Linked DNA regions of Homo sapiens: region 1 is linked to region 2. Evidence: read pairs that join two places in POLR2A ChIA-PET (ENCODE). Cell type or tissue: PC-9. All regions are shown on one strand. Links, peaks and the distances in the headings refer to the core of each region. The heading gives the core; the rest is flanking DNA.

Region 1 (4,000 bases), core at 1-4,000, 740 kb before region 2:
GTGCTGTGTAGGTAAGCATTTTGTAAAACTGTTTCCTTCTTCATTCATTGAGACTTAGGTTTTTCTAGTTCTCTCTTTCTCTCCTGTCTTAAGATTTTGTGGATATTTGCTTCTGGAAGTTTGCATACCAAAAGCAATGGGGCATTCTAAGAAAGTAAAATTTGTAACACTGAACATGACATTTCAGAGTACAACTTCTGGAAAATAGATACTGAGAATCACTGATCTCGTGAAGAGATGACATGTGCAGAGTTAACTAAAATACAAGGCAAGCTGTGTTGAATCTGATACCAAAGCAGTATACAAAAGCATGAATGAACAATAGGGTTAGCTCTACCAGGAGATATTTGAAAGAGGAGCTTGTTTATCAAAATGAGTATGTAATTGGTATAATATATGTAGGGGAGTAAGAAATGTAAGGGCTTCCCTGGTATTCCTTTATTGTATTGGAGACCTTGCTTTCTTTCTTCAGAATAGTTGAGAATAGACAGAAGAGACAGAAAATTTCCATTTGTATGTAGTTTTGAATTTTGTTTTCATATATTGAATTCTCAGAATAGCCCTGTGAGGTAAGTAGAGGGACCGACCGTGAGTCTGAGATTGAGTGAGTGACCTGTCCCCGGTTACACAGCTAGTAAGAGTGAAACTGAAGTCTGTTGTCTTGAAGTGTAGCTTCTCTTACTGTATGGTAGCTTTACAGTAGCAGAACTTCAGTTTTCTCAGGACCAAACTTCTGATAGCCTTGAGCAATGAGAGGTGTGAACACATAGAACTTATATTCAGTAAATATTTATTTGGTTCTTTTGGTTATTTATAGGTAGCTCTGTTTTGAAATTAAAATAATGTCTTTTTCCAACTTCATTTAAGGAGTTTTGGGATGGTGGTTGATAACTAAGACAAAGTGCTGAAGAAATGATAGAAGTTGCAAAGAGACGTTAGTGTACTATACTTGGTGAATGTTGGAAACTGCAGGACCTGCTGTAGGGAAGAAAAAAGTTCTAGCTGGAAAGAATGAGGAAACCAAAGAGCTCTGCAGAGGGAGGGGGAAGACAAGACAGACTGCAGCTGTGCTTCTGTGGACCCCAAGAACAGCACTGTTCATACACAGAGGATAGCTCTGAAGAGAGATACCTGTGTAGTGCAGCTTCTAAATTTCATAATAAAGGTAAAAATGGGAAATGTTTTCAGTTCAGATAAGGTTGACTGTGCAGCTCACATCTGTATGTGAAGCATAGTACGGATATTCATAAGGATTTTTAGTTATCAAAATAGGTTAAATTATATTCTGTATACTTAAGATGCCAGAAATACTTCTATGGAAAGAGTTAAAATCTCCTATCTAAACTGTTAATATTAGGTGTTTAAAGAACTCACATAGTATGACTAGTTTCTCTCTTAAGAGTTAATAAATAAGGAATCTGCACTGAGAACCATTGCAAAGGAAGCTGGAGACGGGTGGCTTTCATAGAGACTGGGAATGTGAGTGCTCTCTTTAAAAAAAAAAATACCCTCCTTAAAATATTATAGGTGTTCCTGCATACTCATACAGTATTTCAGTATGATTTTGTCCATAGACTCAAAGAGACTGTTTTAAAGTATAGTTCTGATCATGTCAGACCTCTTTTAAAAAAAAAAATCATCAGTGGTTCTTCATTGTCTGATAATTGCTAATCATAACACTAGCCACTGTACATTGAAGGTTTGCTTTGTGTTAGGCTCTATTCTGAGCATTTTACATGATCTCACTGAGTTTTTGTAGCAGCCTGTGAGGTAGGTACTTTTATTGCCATTTTATAAACAAGGCATGAAGATTTTAAGTAAATTATTTAGGGTACATAGCTAGTAAGTGGCAAATCTGGTATTTAAACTCAGGCAGCCTGATTTCAGAGCCCCTATTCTTGTCTCTAAATAAATAAATAGTTTTCCTAAACTACAATTGAAGACTCTGATCCTAGACTACCTTTCCATATAGTAGTAGTAGTAGTAGTATAGCCTCAGTGTTCATGATCACATGACACACAAGGCCATCCTACTTTGTGGTAAAACTAGATTCTATATTCTGATCTCACTAGGACTTTGCCAGCTATATGAGTTTACTCATGTGAGTTTCTCTCATTGGGAGACCTCCCTCTCTTCTTTTTTTTTTTTTTTTTTGAGACGGAGTCTTGCTCTGTCGCCCAGGCTGGAATGCAGTGGCGCAATCCCAGCTCACTGCAAGCTCTGCCTCCCAGGTTCACGCCATTCTCCTGCCTCAGCCTCCCGAGTAGCTGGGACTACAGGCGCCCGCCACCATGCCTGGCTAATTTTTTGTATTTTTAGTAGAGACAGGGTTTCACCATGTTAGCCAGGATGGTCTCTATCCCCAGACCTCGTGATCTGCCCGCCTCAGCCTTCCAAAGTGCTGGGATTACAGGCGTGAGCCACCGCACCCGGCTTTTTTTCTTTTTTCATTTTTTTTTTTCGGAAATGGAGTCTCGCTCTGTTGCCCAAGCTGTAGTGCAGTGGTGCGATCTCGGCTCACTGCAACCTCTGTCTCCCGGGTTCAAGCGATTCTCCTGCCTCAGGTTGCTGAGTAGGTTGGATTACAGGCGCGTGCCACCATACCTGGCTAATTCTTGTATTTTTAGTAGAGACTGAGTTTCACCATGTTGGTCAGGCTGGTCTGGAACTCCTGACCTCGTGATCCGCCCTCCTCGGCTTCCCAAAGTGCTGGGATTACAGGCGTGAACCACTGATCTAGCCCCTTCTTTTCTTTTAACCCATTCATAGCCAAGTCCTGCTCTGTAGAACTATGGTCATTTGCTTATATCTTTCCACTAAAGTCAGACTCATGATGAATTGTTCATTAGTGAGATCCAGCATTGCAACTAATACAATGCCCTGTACATAGTATTTATTAAATAAATGATTTTTTTAATAAGTAGGAATTTAGCAACCATTTTTAGCCCAGTGTATCTCAGTATTCTGCACCTGGAAACAAAAACTAGTGCACAAAGCCATACCCCACACCAAACAGATCAGATCCTCTGGGGATGGGGCCTGGACAACATTTTTTTAAGCATATGTATGATTTCGTGTGCCACAGAGTAGAGAATCACTGATGAAATTAAATTTGCTCCATTTTTTTTTTTTTTTTTTTCAGGGAGAGAGTGGAGGCTTAAAATCGTGATTTCATACTTGAGAAATAGATTTGTGTTACACATTTTCTCTAGTCGCTAGTTCTGTGGGGGAAATTGTTATATCCTAGCATATTTGCTGTAACTATATGCTAAGACTGATTGTGATCAGTACATTGTACTAAACTGGAGAAGCGTTAATTTCTTCCAAATTTCATCTTTTAGGGGCTTGAAGTAATGGCATGATACATGATTTTTATGGAGATGTGCTGGATGACTTGTCATAATATCTCCTAGGGAGGAGACTGTTGAAACTGAATAGCTATCTGGTTTCCACCTGTTAATTATGTATTTTCAGTAGCTGTTCTATTTAGGACATTACAGACCCAAAGTATGTTTAATATTGCCCTATGTCTGGGGATAAAAAAATTTCAAAAGACGTCATTTTACACTTTTTTCACTATTTCATTTCATCTTCACAACTACTATCAGAGGAGAGTAGGGCAGGTATCATTAGCTCTATTTTACAGATGAAGAGAAACTCAGTCACTTAGGTCATATATTTGGTAAGTGATCAAGTTGGAATCAAAACCCGTTTCCTTACATCTAACCCAGTGCCCTTTTTGCTACACCATAATAGTAGCAAATTGTATAGTCAGTATTGAGCAAGGCTCTAAAGCAGTGCCCAGGCTAAGGGTTATTTTTGAGGGATATAGGCAGATAGCATCCAAAATAGAATATTAGACATACAGTAAGGCAATATGCATGCAGTTGGGCTATGTGTCAAGAACGCTGTATCTAGCAATCTAAAATAATCAGATGTAAGCAAATACTTTTAAAAAATAAGAATATAAATTCAGTGTTTAGAAGAGTGAAGAAACTGG
Region 2 (8,020 bases), core at 1,518-5,517:
CACCCTACTCATTGGTACTTGTATTAATTCTTGGCACAAACCTTAACAAGAACCTCAGCCTTGCTGACAGTTTATTATTTCCTAAGATGGTACACTGCCCTGGTCTCTGCAATGGCCATTTTCATTTTCTACTCTTCTCAAATCTCTGCTTGTATACTGTCTGCTCTGCCTGTGGATGACCTTGTCTTTTAAATATTACATAAAAGAGAAATCAGATGAGAACTCCCTCAAGTTGATGTCCTAAATTTGATAATGCTTTTACCTGTTGTTACACCTATCCTTTTGATTACCTCTCCTATTACTGTGGAAATGCCATTTTCCCTAAGACTAATCCCTTTACTTGTGCTTGGTAGCACATCATCTGCCTTTTCAGAGACTTGGTTTTGTGATTTTTATTCTTGTATTTTTCAGTCTTCAAACTCCTTCCTTTTATTTACAATTTCATGTGCTTCTATGTGTGTACCTGTGATGCATTTGCACTCATTAACACAGGTTTGTGTGCACATAAATGCTCCTTATCTTGGTCCCATGTCCTTCTTGAGTTACCAATTTTGTTCGCACTTTTCCTTCAAAACCCAGCTTCTCAAAAGAGTTGTCCATGCTTTATTTCATCAACTTCCACTCACTCAGTCTATGGCTTGTGCCAATAAATTGCTCTTAGGGCATGAATCTATTTATTGCTCAATCTGTTGGACTAATTTCTTCACTGCTTTATTTGGCAGTAATTAGCATTGCTGATTTTCTTGCCTTTGAAACACTTTGCCTAACTTCTGTGATTTCATATTCTTCCATTTTTACATCTGCTCTTTGGGCTGAATTCTCCATATTATGCAAGTTCCCCTTTCTTAGGCTTCCCTTTAATTGTTAGTATTTTTGTTTTTCTTTTTTTTTTTTTTTGAGTCCGAGTCTTGCTGTGTCGCCCAGGCTGGAGTGCAGTGGCGCGATCTCGGCTCACTGCAACTTCTGCCTCCCGGGTTCAAGTGATTCTCCTGCCTCAGCCTCCCAAGTAGCTGAGACTACAGGCGCCCGCCAGCACGCCCGGCTAATTTTTGTATTTTTAGTAGAGACGGGGTTTCACCATATTGGTCAGGCTGGTCTCGAACTCCTGACCTTGTGATGCGCATGATGGTTCATGTCTATAATCCCAGCACTTTGGGAGGCTGAGGCAGGCAGATTGCTTAAGCCCAAGAGTTTGAGACTAGCCTGGGCAACAATGTGAGAACTTATCTCTAAAAAAATGTAAAAAATTAGTTGGGCATGGTGGTGTGTGCCTGTAGTCCCAGCTACTCAGGAGGTTGAGATGGGAGAATCACCTGAGCCTGGGAGTTTGAGGCTGTAGTGAGCTGGGTCATGCCAGTGCACTCCATCCTGGGCAAAAGAGTGAGACCCTGTCTCAAAAAAAAAAAAAAACCCCAAAACAAAAATCAGCTTTTAAGTTATCTTTTTAGTGAATAATTCTTTCTTCTAAGAAAGCTCAAGTCTTTCATTTTTTGAGTCCTTAGTATAATATATCTACATTTCCATAGTACCCACTAATAATAATACATTGCATTTGTTTGTCTATGGCTGACTTTCCTATAAGACCAAAGCTCCTTGAAGGCAGGACCGAATTTTTAATTCCTATTTGAATCTCCATTGTTTTTCTTAATGTTTAGTACTTAGGTCTCCTAGACAGCAGGTCTGTTATTTTGTCATCAACCTTTGGATCCTGTCTAGTCCGTTAAGAAAACTTGTAATCTAAACATAATGTTCTGGGTTGTAGAGAGTACTTCTTTTGATATGCATAGTATACTTCTTGTAATGTAATGCTTTGAAATCAGTTTAGTTGTTTTTATAAAGCAGACATTGAGCTTATGTTCAGATAAAAACCACATTTTTTTCGCATTTGGAATTCTGATTTTTTAAACCTAAGTGACTTTGAACCTTTATTCTTGCTTTAATTTAATCTTGTTCACTCATACTCATTATTCCAATCTATATCTTAGTCTTGATTCTGTCACTCTTATACTTAACTGCTTTTACTTTTCATAGTTCGTAAATTTTGGAAGTATGACAATTAAGGCATGCAGTCCCATCATCTGATCTGATCTTGGTTAAGCAAACTTCTGTTGTCATTCACGTCATTAGTACAAATTTTTGACCAGGATGAAACATCGAAAGCCATCTGACAGTACAGTCTTTCACCAGTTATAAACACCTTTGATGTTTATTCATCTTCGTTTCTCCATCTCATCTACAAGGATATCATGAGATTTTCTTAAAATTTTTTTTAACACCTTGCTGATATCAAAATATACTACATTCACCAGTCCAGAAACCCTTCAGAAAGTAAGAGTGGTTTATGTGACCTGTTTGGAACACTTGTGGTAGTGTCTACTGATTGTGAAACCAGCTGATTAATAATGTCTTCTAGTATTTAGCAGAATCTCTTCTTTTCCATTTTTGAAAATTTAGGCATATTTGCCTGTCTGCCACCTTTTGGCAGTTCCCTTGTGCTAAGTAAGTTCCCAGAGTTCACTGAGAGTGCCTGTTTTGTCATACTCTAATTGGGTTGATGGGAGAATTAACTTTTTTTTTTTTTTTTTTTTTTTTTGAGATGGAGTCTCGCTCTGTAGCCCCGGCTGGAATACAGTGGCATGATCTCGGCTCACTGCAGCCTCCACCTCCCAGGTCCCAGTTCAAGCAATTCTCCTGCCTCAGCCTCCTGAGTAGCTGGGATTACAGGCACGCACCACCATACCCAGATAATTTTTCTTTGTATTTTTAGTAGGGACGGGGTTTCACCATGTTGGCCAGGCTGGTCTTGAACTCCTGACCTCATGATCCGTCTGCCTCGGCCTCCCAAAGTGCTGGGATTACAGGCATGAGCCACCACACCCAGCCGGGAATTAACTCTTTAAAAATGACCAGTTGTTCTTAATCTTGGGCGTTGCCTCTTGGTTAATAATATTTCTTCTGTTCATTCTACTTTGTTCTCATAGTTGGATAAAACAAGAAAAAAGGAATAACATTTACTTTCTTTTGTTGGTCATTATAATATCTCGAAGCAATAATTCTATTTCTTCATCTCAGCAGTTTTGCTTTAGGTTTTTTATAAGCCTTGAGTCTTTTGACACAATGATTTAGATACCTGTTACTGTATTGAATTAGTTTTTACATGTCTTTTTAAAAACTTATTAGAGAATTTACTGTGTAGTCATGATATCTATTTATTTTCTTGTAAAGATTATTCACATAACTGTATTTTCATTTTTTATATTTTGCCTTTCTTCCATTCCAGTTTAGTGTAGTGTTAAAAAACATCTTTTTTGGAATTGAACAGATTTAAATTTGAATTTCAACTCTGCCTCTTACTGACTTATGTTCTTGTTAATGAGCCACTCTGAACCAGTTGGTTTGTCATCAAAAAGGGGATAAAAATAACTAACTTACAGGAGTATTGCTGGGATTTAATACATTTAAAACACTTAATGCAGTGCCTGGCATTTAGTAAGCTCTAAGTAAGTGGTAGATGCTATTGAGTTTTCCTATCTATAAGTATTTTGAAATCAGTTTTCCTAAAGAGTAGGGCACTTGTCTATGCTCATCACTCCCTACTTTGAATTAGACTCCAAGATGATGTTTCTTATTTCCACACTCCCATTATTTCCCCTCTATTTACTTCTATCCCAGTTTCCAAGAATGGTCCTTTCTTTTGTCTTGTTTGCTTTTTAAACAGCTTTATTGAGATATAGTTCACATATCAGTTCACCCATTTAAAATGTACAATTCAAAGGTTTTTAGTATATTCATAGAGTTGTAGAGCTGTTACCATTGTCTAACTCTAGAACATTTTCATCACCCTAAAAGAAACTTGCTACCCATTAGCAGTCATTCTCCATTTCTCCCTTTGCTCAGCCCCTGGAAACCACTAATTCTACTGTGTCTATGAATTTGCATATTGTGGACATTTCATATAAATGAAATCATACAATATTATTTTGTGTGTGCTCTCTTTACATAGCATAATGTTCTTATGGTTCATCCAAGTTGTAGCATGTATCTATACTTCATTTCTTTATCTGGCTAAATATCTCATTCTATGGATATGGCACATTTTGTTTATCCATTCATCATGGGTGGACATTTGGGTTGTTTCTACTTTCAGACTATTATGAATGACACTGCTATGTCTATTTGTGTACAAGTTTTTGTGTGGTTATCTGTTTTCATTTCTCTTGGGTATATAACTGGATGTGTAATTGTTGGGTCATATGGTAATTATTTTAACTTCTCAAGGAACACCGTTACACTTTTCCATACAATCCCACCAGCAACGTAAATTTTTGTTGCTCTGCTTTTCCACTGACACTTGGTATTGTCATTTTTTTTTAAAAATTGAGCTATTCTAGTGGTTGTGTAGTAGTAACTCACTGTGGGGTTTTTTTTTCTATTTTTATTTTTTAAATTGCTATGTAATAGATGTACTTTTTTCAAGGTACATGTGATAATTTGATATATTCATATAATTAAATCAGGGTAATTAGGCTATCCATCACCTCGAACATTTTTTTAAATGCTAGGAATATTGAATTATTCTCTTCTAGCTATTTTGAAATGTGTAATTGATTGTTACCTATAGTCAACCCTGCATTAACACCAGCTCTTATTTATTCTGTCTAATTGTATATTTGTACTGATGAATCAACCTCTCTTCATTCCTCTTCTCCCCCTAGCCTTCCCAGCCTCTGGTAACCATCATTTTGCTCTCTATCTCCATGAGTTCAGTTTGTTTGTTTTTTTTTTTAGCTCCCACATGTTAGAACATGCGATATTTGTCTTCCTGTGCTTAGCTTATTTTGCTTAACATGCTGTCTTCCAGTTCCATCTGTTCTGTTGCAAATGACAGAATTTCATTCTTTTTTATGGCTGAATAATATTCCATTGTGTATATGTACCACATTTTCTTTGTTTGTCTGCTGATGGACACTTGAGTTAATTCTGTGTCTTGGCTATTGTGAATAGTGCTGCAGTAAACATAAAGCGCAGATACCTCTTCAATATATTGATTTCCTTTCTTTTGGATATATACCCAGTAGTGGAATTGCTGGCTCATATTGTAGTTTTATTTTTAGTTTTTTGAGGAACCTTCATACTGTTTTCCACAGTGGCTGTACTAACTTACATTCCCACTAACAGTGTATGAGGGTTCTCCTTTCTCCACATCCTTGTCAGCATTTGTTATTGCGATCTTTTTGATAAAAGCCATTTTAACTGGGGTGAGATGATAGCTCATTGTGATTTTGACTTGCATTTCTCTGGTGATTAATAATGTTGAACATTTTTTCATACATGTATTGGCTATTTGAATGTTTTCTTTTGAGAAATGTCTATTCGGATCTGGTGCTCATTTTAAAATTGAATTTTTTTGAGCTCCTTATGTATTCTGATTATTAATCCTTTGTCGGATAGTTTGCAAATATTTTCTTCCTTTCTGTGGGTTGTCTCTTTGTGGACTGTTTCCTTGGCTGTGCAAAAGTTTTTTAACTTAATGTAATCCCATTTGTCTGTTTTTGCTTTAGTTGCCTATGCTTTTGAGGTCTTACACAGTAAGTCTTTGCCCAGACCAGTGTCCTGGAGCATTTCTCCAATGTTTTCTTACAGTAATTTCATAGTTTCAGATTTTAGATTTAAGTCTTTAATCCATTTTGATTTGACTTTTGTATATGGTAAGAGATAGGGGTCTAGTTTCATTCTTCCGCATACGGTTATCCAGTTTTCCCAGCACCATTTATCGATGAGACTGCCTTTTCCTCACTGTGTTTGTGGTACCTTTGTTGAAAATGAGTTAGCCGAAAATGTGTGGATTTATATTTGGGTTTTTTATTTTGTTCCATTGGTCTGTGTGTCTTTTTATGCCAGTACTATGCTATTTTGGTTACTATAGCTTTTTAGTAAATTTTGAAGCCGGTTAATATGATGTTTCCAGCTTTCTTCTTTTTATTCAGGATTACTTTGGCAGTTGAATATCATTGGTAGTTTAGTAGGGATTGCATTGAATCTGTAAATTACCTTGGGTAGTATTGTCATTTTAACGATATTAATTTTTCCAGTCCATGAACATGAACTATTTTTTGTGTCCTCTTCAATTTGTTTCATCAGTGTTTTTTAGTTTTTTATTGTATAGATCTTTCACATCTTTGGCTAAATTGATTCTTAGGTATTTTATATTCATTATAGCTATTGCAAATGGGATTGCTTTTTTTTTTTCTTTTTTAGATTGTCCACTGTTGGTGTATATAAATGCTACTGATTTTTGTATGTTGATTTTGTATCCTGCAACTTTACTGAATTAGTTTGTAAGTTTAATAGTTTTTTGGTGGAGTCTTTAGGTTTTTCTAAATATAAGATCATGTAGTCTGCACAAAAGATTAATTTGACTTCTTCCTTTTCAATTCGAATGCCCTTTGTTTCTTTCTCCTCTACAATTGCTGAGGCCAGGACTTCCAGTACTATGTTGAATAAAAGTGGTGAAAAATGGGCATTCTTGTATTGTTCCAGATATTAGAGGAAAGGCTTTCAATTTTTTCCCATTCAGTATGATGTTGGCCATGAGTTTGTCTTATTATTTTGAGGTGTGTCCCTCCTATATCCAGTTTTTTGAGGGTTTTTATCATGAAGGGATATTGAATTTTTATTAAAGGCTTTTTCAGCATCTGTTGAAGTGATCATATGGTTTTTGTTCTTGGTTCTGTTAATGTGATGAATCATGTTTATTGATTTACATATGTTGAATCATCCTTGCATCTCTGGGATGAATCCTGCTTGATCATGGTGAATGATCTTTTTATGTGTTGTTGAATTCAATTCATTGTGGTTTTAACTTAGATTTCTCTAATGACTTACGGGGTTGAGCATTTTTTAATGTACTTACGTGCCATCTCTATATCTTCCCTCTTCAGACATTTGTCCATTTTTTATTGAATTTTTCTTATTGAATTTGGAGAATTCTTTATATATTCTGGATATAAATCCCTTATCAGATAGAAGTTTTGTAATTTTTTTCCCCAGTCTGTGGCTTCTGTTTTTGTGTTCTCAATGTTATCTAAGACTTTCTAATTTTGACAAAGTCCAATTTATCATTTTTCTTTTATGGATTGTGCTGTTGGTGTTACATCAAAGAAATCTTCGCCTAACTCAAGGTCACTTCTAGGATTTCTTCTCCTAGGTGTTCTTCTGGAAGTTTCATAGTATTGGATTTTACATTTAGGTCCATGATCCATTTTGAGTTAACTTTTATATATACGTATTGTTAGATTTTTAGTGTCACTATATTGCCTCTAGTTAACTCAGTCTTCATACTAGAAATTAATGAGATTTTTTAAATGAACGCCCACACCTAATTTAGGGAAGGTAAACTTTTATAGTTCATTTGAATTACCAGATGATTTTAATATACATTCTTGCAAAGGATATGTTCATGGTTTTTCATATTTAATGCTGTGAAATTATGTTCATCTTGCCAGTTATGTATTGTTTAATATATAATTATTTAGAAGTTATACTAATTGTCAAAATGTTAAAATAAACTAGCATTCAGTTTAAATTATAATTTGAATGAAAAAGTAAACATTTGTCCTTTGTTGAGAAAAGAAAATAGGAAGCCAGTTTAATATTCTGCAAACATCAGTGATTTAGTAACCTGTTTCCTTTTCCTCAAGACTTTTGTACTTGCTGTTTCCCTCTGCCTAGAGCAACACTCTTGCCCCAGTTAACTGGGTAGTTCATTGCCTCACTCCTTCAAGTTTTGTGCAAATGTCACTCCCAGTGAGGCTTTCCCCAAACGTGCTATTTAAAATTGTAATCCCAGTAATCAGTGGTCCTAGTTCTACTTCCTGTTTTATTTTTCCTGTAGCACTTTATTCTCTGTTATGAATTTTACATATTTGTCTATGTCCCCTGCCAGAATATAAGATCCCTGAGAACAGAGATTTTTGCTTTGTTTACTAATGTATGCCTAGAAGCTAAAATATTGCCTACC

What was found. ChIA-PET counts read pairs that join two places held together with the same protein. Peaks named below come from ENCODE experiments on the same cell type or tissue, not always from the same donor. Only the 100,000 strongest peaks of a DNase experiment are listed, where the experiment ranks them.
Region 1: POLR2A ChIA-PET joins it to region 2 with 6 read pairs; 2 of 35 experiments call an interaction of 5 or more read pairs at or near these places.

The regions. Positions count from the first base shown.
Region 1 is chr7:107,173,581-107,177,580 of GRCh38, forward strand. All of the region lies in intron 1 of HBP1 (HMG-box transcription factor 1), which reads left to right. Among named protein-coding and RNA genes, the nearest start is that of HBP1, 6.6 kb to the left of the region's middle. In PC-9, for the core only: no CTCF peak of the experiment used is centred there; a DNase peak (open chromatin) is centred at 2,041.
Region 2 is chr7:107,907,272-107,915,291 of GRCh38, forward strand. All of the region lies in intron 8 of DLD (dihydrolipoamide dehydrogenase), which reads left to right. Among named protein-coding and RNA genes, the nearest start is that of DLD, 20 kb to the left of the region's middle. In PC-9, for the core only: no CTCF peak of the experiment used is centred there; no DNase peak of the experiment used is centred there.